Regions from separate parts of the Homo sapiens genome. Here region 1 is linked to region 2. The links are chromatin loops, found by intact Hi-C in ENCODE. Cell type or tissue: B cell. All regions are shown on one strand. Links, peaks and the distances in the headings refer to the core of each region. The heading gives the core; the rest is flanking DNA.

Evidence for each region. A loop is a pair of places that touch in the nucleus more often than their neighbours do. Peaks named below come from ENCODE experiments on the same cell type or tissue, not always from the same donor. Only the 100,000 strongest peaks of a DNase experiment are listed, where the experiment ranks them.
Region 1: it touches region 2 in a loop (2.2-fold over the local background); 1 of 110 quality-filtered maps calls a loop at or near these places.

The regions. Positions count from the first base shown.
Region 1 is chr6:41,721,396-41,726,773 of GRCh38, forward strand. The region is part of intron 1 of TFEB (transcription factor EB); the gene reads right to left. Among named protein-coding and RNA genes, the nearest start is that of MIR10398, 9.5 kb to the right of the region's middle. RefSeq lists enhancers at 1,709-2,251, 2,493-2,582, 2,913-3,052. In B cell, for the core only: no CTCF peak of the experiment used is centred there; DNase peaks (open chromatin) are centred at 2,246 and 2,976; H3K4me3 peaks cover 3,490 bases; H3K27ac peaks cover 5,000 bases.
Region 2 is chr6:42,019,366-42,024,743 of GRCh38, forward strand. LOC105375059 (a long non-coding RNA gene) reads left to right here. Exons shown (of 5, transcript XR_001744119.2): 5 at 2,759-2,875. It also overlaps a transcript of CCND3 not described here. Among named protein-coding and RNA genes, the nearest start is that of TAF8, 28 kb to the right of the region's middle. In B cell, for the core only: a CTCF peak has its summit at 3,288; DNase peaks (open chromatin) are centred at 3,286 and 5,088; H3K4me3 peaks cover 1,608 bases; H3K27ac peaks cover 4,694 bases.

The DNA.
Region 1 (5,378 bases), core at 88-5,087, 300 kb before region 2:
CACACACACGAAACATGTTCTACACAACAATGCTTACTGATACTGAGCAATACACTTGAATATTTTCTAGTCTCTTCTTTTTCATTAAAAAAAAATTCATGGAGACCCACCAAACTGATTTCATGGCTGAATTAGGGTCCAATTAGTGGCCCTGATCCACAATTTGAAAAACCTCCCTCCAAAAGTATCTGTGCAGCCCAACTATCTGCCTGGCGCGTGGCCCTCTCTACAACAGGCGCCTAATAATGGCATCCATCTGTCAGACACTTACTCCAGGCCAGACCTGTGCTAAGCATTTTACTATGGTGTCTTATTTCATCCTCACCATCACCCTAGGAGATAGGAACTGCTATCACCCCCATTTTAAATGTGGTGAAACTGAGGCCTGAGGCCAAACAGTAACTGGCTCAGACAGAGCTGAAAACCAGGCCTGTGTGAATCTGAAGCCAGATTCAGAACCACTGCACCCTCATGCCCACAGATGAGTGGCCTTCAACTGCTCTCTCAAGACTACACCCTGGCAGGGAGCTCACTCTCCTAGGAAGTCTCTTCCAACTCCAACTACTAATAAACCATTCCTTATATTATTATTATTATTATTAAGGCAGAGTCTCCCTCCGTCGTTCAGGCTGGAGTGCAGTGGTGCAATGTAGGCTCATTGAACCCCTTCGCCTCCTGGGTTCAAGCGATTCTCCTGCTTCAGCCACCCAAGTAGCTGGGATTACAGGCACATGCCACCATGCCCAGCTAATTTTTTGTATTTTAGTAGGGACGGGGTTTCACCATGTTGGCCAGGCTGGTCTCAAACTCCTGACCTCAGGGGACCCGCCCACCTCGGCCTCCCAAAGTGCTGGGATTACAGGCGTGAGCCACCGCACCTGGCTCCATTCGCTATATTAATTTAACTCTTTATAGCTGTGGGTTACTTTGATTACTTAATTGGGGATGGCACAGAGAAAAGAAAGGGCTCCCTGGCCAGAGCCCACAGGCTGCAAGGCCAGCCCTCACACCCCTCCCAGCAGACCCTCCATCCTCCTCCTCTCCCATACTTCTATTGGAACCCAGAAAAGGGGCAGGGGTGTGGGTGAGGGGCCCACCTGTGGGCTGAGTGGACCATTCTGCCATTCTCCCTCACTGATATAGCTGCCCTGGAGCAAGTCACTCTAGCCCCTGGGCCTACATGTCCCCATCTGCAAAATGGGAATGATAGCAGCATCCCCCTCATGGGGTGACTGAGGGTGAAGGGGCTGGTACAGATGAATCACTGGGCACAGTACCTGACATGGAATAAGGCCAGGTAAACATGAGCTCTTACTATCAATCTCAGTTCCAGCTCAAACTTCCACCATCAAAAATGATCGTCAGGAGCCCTGGGCAGTTTTTTGCCATCTGCACACAAACATGCTATGTCCTGGTGAAGTGTTAACCTGTGCAGGCACTTAGTGGGAGGCTGGCTCTATTCTGAGCACTTTATGTGAGTAAAGTCTTTTACTCTTCAGAACTCACAAGGTGGGCACTATAACTGTCATCTCCATGTTACAGATGAGGAAGCAGAGGAGGATAACTTGCCAGCATCATGAAACTGCAAAACGACAGGGCCAGGATTCAAGCAGGTGGATGTAGAGCATATGCTCCCAGCCCCTAATGTAAATGGGTATTCACTGTGGCCTGGCCAGTGACATGCTAAGCCCATCCTGCCCATGACCTTCTCACTCGACCCTTGAAATAAGCCTGGAGAGATGAGGAAACTGAAGCACAACTCTGGCTGACTCCTGATTTCCCACGCTGTCCAACCTGCACTCCAGAGCTTGGCCACCTTCTTCCCCATTCTTTCCCTCACCCCAGCCTTGGCCATGCTCAGAGACCCCCACCCCTCCCCAAAGACATCCCAATGCCAGTGCAGCCTGAGGGGCCTCATCCCTACCCACCCACCTCCCCAAAGACACCACACGCATGCACATACACTCACACAGATGCACACAGGCTAACACACATGGACACACATTCACACACATGCTCACACACATGCACACACTCACACACATGCACGCGTGTGCTCTCATACCTTCGAGAGGGCAGCCCCCTGGAAGGAGGCCCCTGGAATGCTCAGCTCCTCCAGGGGCCGGAGCCCAGGGCCGCACCCCAGCCCCAGGGCCGGGCTCAGTTTCCTCATTTCCCCGGCGGCTGCTGTTTCTCACCCAGCCCCCTGCACCTCAGCTGGAGAGGAAGTTGCACAATCCCCTGGGAGCTGCAAATGCGGCCGAGGATTACTCACAGCACAGAGGGAACTGCGCCCCGACGGCACAGTCCCACACCGCAGCCTACCCAACACAGACTGCTTCAATCTCACCCGCCCGGCTCCAGGCGCCCACAGCGCTCCTTGGTCCTCCCACAGGAGGCCTCTCATGGCCGCCCTGACCCCAGCCTGACCTCAGAGGGCCCTAGGCAGATGGAGAGACACAGAGCAGCAAGAATTTCGCCAGAGTCCCAATCCCACCAGGTCCAGGGTGGGCCTAACCCTAACCCCAGCCCCGCTTCCTAGAGACATGTGTCCTTCTAGCCAGAAGCCCCACAGCTCACCATCTTCCTGACTGGCCATACACCTGCAGTCTTGGCCTTGGGCCTTCCCAGGGCCTCCAGACACCCAGGTCGAGGCCGTACTACAGCCCACCTTGAAATGGAGCCTGAGATCAAGCAGAGCCCTGGGCAGCTCCGGGAAGATCCACACCACCGCACACTTTTCACTTGTGCAGAAACTGTTCTTGATACACATGCAAGTTCAGTGGTTCCTCAGCCCCCCAGCACTTTTTTAGCAGCCTGCCAAAGAGACTGGGCAGAGATTTCACTTAGTGCTTCTTTCTGGTGGCCAAGGGATTCCCATCGTTGATAAGCAAATACCCTGTATTAAGAAAGGTTAAGCTATTATCGGTCGTCTGCGTCTCAGGGTGGATGAGTTTACTGGGCCCTTTCGTGAGTGCAGGTTTCAGGAAGGAAGCGGGCAGCAGAGAGGAGATGAGGCAGGCCGTGGCTCCTGGAGAAGGCAGGAGATGCCAGCAATGTGAGGGAAGCCCAGAACAGTGAGGCCAGAGAGGCCCAGGGAGGATGGACCCAGACTCTGGTCCAACCCTGGGCCTCCCTGGGCTGGCAAATTCTGGAAGGACACAAAGGATGAGTAGGAGCCAGGCCTGGGTGTGCAGAGCCCCCAGGGAGGACCTCTGGCTCCCGCCCCTTGCCGCCCGAGACCTGCAATGGGGCCTCAGATAAGGAACATGATAAATACCTCTTATCACCCCCACAACCTTGGACTCCCATCCAGCTAAGGACAAAGTTGGAAATGTTTTTGTCCTGGGCCCCAAGGCTCCCAGAGAACCCCTCATTTCTGCAGCCCTCATCAAAAGGCTGGGGCCCGCAGGGACTGTGGGGGAAGCGCCTCACAGCCCCTGCAGCAGCACGAACCAGGACTGAGGTTCACAGCGGTCACCTGATGCCTCCAGCTTGGTGGACAGGGAACACAGTCAAGGAAGAAGGGCCAGTGCTGAAAAGGCCTGGCTCTACTGGAACGCAACAGCCACAAGGCCCCTTTGCAGGGACGCCTCCCCCAAAATGCCTGCACATTCACCATCTCCCCCATCCTGACAAGAGCCCCATGAAGGGGAAGGGCAGCAACGCTTGCTATCCGTTTTTCAGATTCCAAGGAGGCTGAGGCTCAAATCACTTAAGTGACTTCCTCGAGGCCATGCAGCAAGTTTATGGCAAATCTGTTTCCTGGCTCTTTTCCTAGATCAGAGTTTCTCAACCTCAACACCAGACACTCAGGGCCAGGTAATTAGTTACAGGGGCTGTCCTGTGCATTTTAAGATGTTTAGTGGTATCCCTGGCCAATATCATCAGACATTGGCAAATGTCCCCTAGGGGGACAAAATCACCCCTAGTGGAGAACTACTGCCCTAGAAGCACCTAAAAGATGGGCACCTGCCAATTCCAAATTGAACGGTACACCTGCTGAGGGCTCTAGCCTGAGAGTCTCCCCCTCTCCCCCACCAGATGTGCTAGGCAAGAGGGCCTGAAGGGTGATGGGTACTCTGTGGTTCAGTACCCTCTGGGAAGAGGCTTCTTAGCCCCAGCAGGCACTGCCACTTAGGGGGTCTCCCCACAAGACCAATATCACCTTCCAACTCCCAAGCTACATGCCAACCCCCTTCCTGGCATTCAATATTACCCTGATCTTTCAACCGTTTTGATCATATATTCCTATCAGTAAAAACTTTTGAGCACTCTCAATATATGCTTCTTTCCTTGTAAATTGCTTATATATACCCCGATGCATGAATATATTATAGATGTCAGCAAACATACCCCAAAATTATATATTTTTAAAATGAGAATGAAAATGCAATACACCAGGATGAGACATGTTACACACTCACCATCATGGCAGAAATTAAACTAACAAGACCAAGTGTTGATAAGGCTAAGGAGCAACAGGAACTCTGTGGGCCACTAGCAAGGAGTAAAGTAGTACAACCACTTAATAAAATATTTACTGAAGTTGAAATATACATTAAAGGCCAGGCCCGGCGGCTCACGCCTGCAATCCTGGCACTTTGGGAGGCCGAGGTAGGAGAATCGCTTGAGCTGGGGAGGTGGAGGTTGCAGTGAGCTGAGATCGCGCCACTGCACTCCAGCCTGGGCAACAGAGCAGACTCCATCTCAAAAATAAATAAATAATAAAAAGAAAAGAAAGAAAATTAACAGACTACGGCTATACACAACATAAGTGACTCTCACAAATACACTGTTGGGTGGGAAAAGCCTGACGTAAAAGAACATGTCCAGCGCCATTCCATCTGTATTAAATTCAGAGTCAGGCAAAACTAAACTCAGCTAAGGGATGCAGACATAGGTGGTTACATAATAAAAGAGGCAAGGAGCTGATTATCGTACAGTCAGGATAGTGATTACCTCTGGGGGTGGAGGGCACATGAGTTGATTTTGGCGTACAAGCTACATTCTGTTGTTTATTCACCTGGGTGATGGTTGCCTAGGGGTTCACTTTTTTTTTTCTTTAGATGGAGTCTTGCTCTGTCACCCAGGCTGGAGTGCATTGATACGATCTTGGCTCACTGCAACCTCCACCTCCCAGGTTCAAGCGATTCTCCTGCCTTAGCCTCCCAAGCTGGAATTACAGGTGCGTGCCACAACACCTGGATAATTTTTGTATTTTTAGTAGAGATGGGGTTTCACCATGTTGGCCAGGCTGGTCTCAAACCCCTGACCTCGTGATCTGCCTGCCTTAGCCTCACAAAGTGCTGGGATTACAGGCGTGAGCCACCGCACCCAGCCAGGGGTTCACTTTTATAATTATTTACTACATTATA
Region 2 (5,378 bases), core at 221-5,220:
GTAGTCCCAGCTACTTGGGAGGCTGAGGCAGGAGAATTGCTTGAACCCGGGAGATGGAGGTTGCAGTGAGCTGAGATCGCACCACTGCACTCCAGCCTGGGTGACAGAGCGAGACTCTGTCTCAAAAAAAAAAAAAAAAAAAAGGAAAGGAAATATAACACCAGGCATGCAAAATGGTCCTAACTTTGTAAAAGGAGAAATGATTGCATGTGAACAGTATTCTATGATCCTATTTTAAAAGAATGAAACTATCAGTGAGTTTGTAGGCACAGAAAAAAAGGTTCAGAAGGACATCTAGTAACCCTTAACACTGATTTTCCCTGAGGGATAGGACTTAATGATTGGGGCGGAATTTAAACTTTTATTTTCTTCCTATTTGTAATGTGTTTTTACAATAAGGAAGTTTGTTTTATATTTATAATTACAATTTTTACTATTTAGTTTAAAAGTTAAATCTAAAAATTAACAATTTTTAAATTAATAAAGATGTAAGACTAGAAGGAAATCACAAAATGTAAACCAGGGCTGTCTTTGGGTGATAAGAACTATGGGTGATTTTTCTAACTTTTTCCTATTTTCCATATTGTCCAAATTCCTAAAAATAATCATCTTATAATTTTTTTAAAAACCTTGCCGGGAGCGGTGGCTCACGCCTGTAATCCCAGCACTTTGGGAGGCCGAGGCGGGCGGATCACAAGGTCAGGAGATCGAGACCATCCTGGCTAACAAGGTGAAATCCCGTCTCTACTAAAAATGCAAAAAAATTAGCCGAGCATGGTGGCCGGCGCCCGTAGTCCCAGCTACTCAGGAGGCTGAGGCAGGAGAATGGCACGAACCCAGGAGGAGGTGGAGCTTGCAGTGAGCAGAGATCGTGCCACTGCACTCCAGCCTGGGCGGCAGAGCGAGACTCTGTCTCAAAAAAAAAGAAAAGAAAAAAGAAAAACCTTAAGAACAAAGTCTTAATAAATGAATGCACGTTTCCCTAGCCCTTCTTGGCGCCTGCAACTGACCCAACATGCAGAAGGTTCTTGGCTCTCTCTCTGTCCTCCCTTGCTCCACTGTGTTGATCAGGTCCCCGGAAGGACTCTGTATGGTTCCAGCCTTCATCCACATGCCCTCCCCAGATCTAGACACTTGGGATGATGGTGAGGGGCTGAAGCAAGAATCCCTGGCCTTGCCAGGATGGTCATGGCTCCCACCCTGCCCTTGCCTTGCATCCCAGCCCTCCAAACTCTACCAGTTAACCTCTAAAGACCACTCGGCTCTCCGGGAAGCCTTCCCCTCACCCGTAGCCTCCCCTACTCCCCTTCTCTCAGAATTCCCACAGCACAGAGAGCCTGCACTCCAAGACTTCATGAGCAGTCACCCCCTTTATCCAGTTTCACTTTATTTATTTATTTATTGAGACGGAGTTTCGCTCTTATTGCCCAGGCTGGAGCGCAATGGCATGATCTCAGCTCACCGCAACCTCTGCCTTCTGGGTTCAAGTAATTCTCCCGACTCAGCCTCCCGAGTAGCTGGGATTACAGGCACGTGCCACCATGCCCGGCTAATTTTTGTGTTTTTAGTAGAGACAGGGTTTCTCCATGTTGGCCAGGCTGGCCTCAAACTCTTGACCTCAGGTGATCCGCGTGCCTCGGCTTCCCAAAGTGCTGGGATTATAGGCGTGAGCCACCGTGCCCAGCCTCAGTTTCACTATCTTTGGTTTTAGTTACCCATCGTGCAGTACAAAAAGATATTTTGAGAGAGAGAGAGAAACAGACCACATTCACACAACTTTTATTACAATATATAACTGTTCTGTTTTATTATTAGTCATTGTGGTTAATCTCTTACTGTACGTAATTTATACATTAAACTTTATCATTGGTATGTATGTATAGGAAGAAACATAATATACAGAGAGTCTGGTACTATCCGCTGTTCCAGGCATCCACTAGGGATCTGTGAATAAGGGGGACTAGTATTTGCCACCTTCTGTTCTGTTTCCCCTCACTCATTTGTTGGACCAACTTTTCCTAAGAGAATATCCTACAGAGTGATGGGCACTGCTGGAGAAACACGGACGGGCCCAAAGGCACAGAGCAGTCATCCTTCACATGTGCTGAATGAATGAGAGAAGGGTGGAAACCAATGAGACACAGAGCCTGTCCTCAAAGAGCTCCTAGTCTAGTAAGGACAATAATAGGTGTTGTTATCCACACATAATACACACTAGGAAACACCACCCAGGAGGCAGGGTATGTGGGAGGAGGAACTGGGTGGATTTAAACTGGGCTTTGAAGACTGGTCAAGTTTGGATGGAGAGAGGAGGATAAAGGGCATTCCAGGAAGGGGGACAGTGTGCACAAAGCAATGGAAGCAGGAACACCCCAGGATCTATTAGATCTAGCTAGCAGGGAGAGGGTTATAAAGATTCACTGTGGGTAAAGGCCTGGAAAGGTGAGTTGAGCCCAGATCCTAGGAGAACAGAACACCAACAGAAGGTGAATTTGATTTTGCAGGCCTTGGGAAGCCTCTAACAGTCTCTGAGCTTTAGAAATGTACAGTAATCCAGGTGGGTGCCCATAAAGGGCTGAAGGAGGCTGGCAGCCACAGGGAAGAGAGACGGAGAAGAAATTCCAAGCTTTGTTACCACCTTGCTAGCTTAAAGGAAGCAAGCATCACATATTAAGTGCTGACCATGGGGAAATCACTGCTCTGTCTTTAATCCTTGAAACAGTCGTGTGAGATGAGACAGTATGATCTCAATTTTCAGATTGAGTTCCACAAGGCTGAAGTTTGCCCATGATTCTGCTGGGAGAGATCCACGATCATCTTGCCAGGAAACAGTTCCAAGGATCCGAATCCAAGTTGGCCTGAATCCACAGGCCAAAGCACCCTCACTTTCTCCTATAATGTCTTTCATATTTACCAGTATCTAGCACTATGATGGTTCAGTACACACTGGAATGAGTGAATGAAGAAATGAATGAACAAATGATTGGATCCCAGGTTGGTAAAGAAAACCTCTCAGCACACACAAAAAGGGTGGAGGATGGAGGCGGGGAGGAGATGTAAGAATAAATGGAAAATAAAACAAACAATCGTTGTATTACCACTTCCTCTGGGGCTGGGTCATGGTTTTTAACGGTGTGCAGCGGGCACATCCAGTGTGGTACAGGCACATCCACAAAGAGAAACAAAGAGCTATTTATTTACTTCCTTTGAGGGGTAAATAAAGATCAGGTCAAAACAGGCTCCCCCCAACCGCCAGGGGGTCTTCCCCAGGTGTTGATGCAGCACTTGGCCTGGAGCAGTCACAGGTGGCCTCTGCTTGTGTGTCATCCCGCCTTCCTTTACACATGCGTGGGTCTGGCTCGCAAGGGAGGCCCCATGTGCAGTGGGGAAGTAGCGTAAGGGGAAAGGTGGCAGGGCAGGGCTTCCTCACCCCTCCGCCAGTGCAGCCAGGGCAGCAACATTTATACCACCAGGAGAGAGATGGGAGAGTCAACAAGTGGGATGGCGCTGGCCTAAGAGCTGGCTCGGGGTGCTGGAGGCCCCATGCTGGGCCAGGCAGTAGATATGCAGATGGCTGCATCTTGTGGGGATAGGACTAAGAGGGGGACCATGTACGGGTACAGCCAATCCCCATTATTCATGGAGTCTGTATTTGTGAATTTGCCTCCTTGCTAAAATTTGTGACCCCGAAATCAATACTTGAGGTGCTTTGTCATCTTTCACAGACATGCGCAAAGCCATGAAAAATTTGAGTCACCCAACATGCATGTTCCTGGCTGAGGTGGGACAGGGCAGTGCTCTGCCTGTTTCAGCTCTCGTAATGTAAACAAGTGTCCTTGTCACAGTCTACTTAGTGCCACCTTTTCTGCATTGCTGGGTTTTTTGTTGATTTCGCTGTTTGAAATGGCCCCCGAGCCTAGGGCTGACGTGCTGGCGAATGTTTCTAAGTACAAGATGACTGTATGCGCCTTACAGAGAAAATACATTAGATCAGGTTTGTTTGGGCATGAAGTATCGTGCTGTGGGGCATGAGTTCAATGTTAATGAGTTAACTATATATTCAATAAGGTGTCTTCAAACAGAAACACACAGAAAACAAAGTTATGTATTGATTAGTTGATGAAAGTCTTGTGACCAGTGGCTCACAGAAACCTAACCCTGTATTTCCCCTAGGAGCAATGGGCCAGTGTTCACCAGTTTGGTGTTCGTGGTGACTGTACAGAATATAACTGGTGAGAATAGCGAGAACTGGTAGTATTTAAATATTATAATAACTAGGGTAGCCGTATCCTTTGGGTACCTGTGAATGCCAGTCTGTATCTACTCATCCATCCGCCATCTATCATCTATTAAACACTAAGTACAAAATCCAACACTAAAAGCAAAAAATACAGGATGCAAGCAGGGTCCTGACCCTGTCACTGACCATCTTAACTGTACAATGGGGGAATCTGTACGTTAAGACTGACTCTGAAGGTTTTATTATTTTATTTGGCTTAGATATCCCTAGGTTGATATACTAGCATTGGGGCCTAAAAGTTTTGCCAGTGTTTACATCAGGCAAACACCTGTGTCACAATAACAGCCTAATACATACACTTATTAGGGCCAGGCACTGTTCTGAGTGCTGTACGTGCATAAAGCCTCCTAACAACTCATGTAATCCTCCTAATAGCCCTGTAAGGTGGATACTATTATTATCTCCAACTTACAGATAAGGGCACTGAGGCACAGAGAGGTTAAGAATGCACCCCATGGCTGGGTGCGGTGGCTCACACCTGTAATCCCAGCACTTTGGGAGGCCGAGGCAGGTGGATCACGAGGTCAGGAGATGGAGACCATCCTGGCTAACATGGTGAAATCCCGTCCCTACTAAATATACAAAAAATTAGCCAGGCATGTTGGCGGGCACCTGTAGTCTCAGCTACTTGGGAGGCTAAGGCAGGAGAATGGCATGAACCCAGGAGGCGGAGCTTGTAGTGAGCGGAGATCACGCCACTGCATTGCAGCCTGGGTGACAGAGCAAGACTCAGTCTCAAAAAAAAAAAATAATAATAATTCACCCTGATAACACAGCTGGTGTGTGGAAGAGGCAGAGGGGTTTATGCGCCTCCAGTGACATGGAAGGAGAACCTGCATCTTGTGAGGATCTCAGTCCACCCTCAGTGATGAGGAGGGTCCCTCTCCTTAGCCATGCCACTGGCACTGTTCAGTAGCAGGAAAGCATGAAGTGACATTGCGAGGCTGGGGCCACTCAGAAGTCCAGGCAAGCAGGGCAGGCATGGTGGCTCACGCTTGTAATTCCACCATTTTGGGAGGCTGAGACAGGTGAATCACCTGAGGGTAGGAGTTTGACACCAGCCTGGCCAACATGGTGA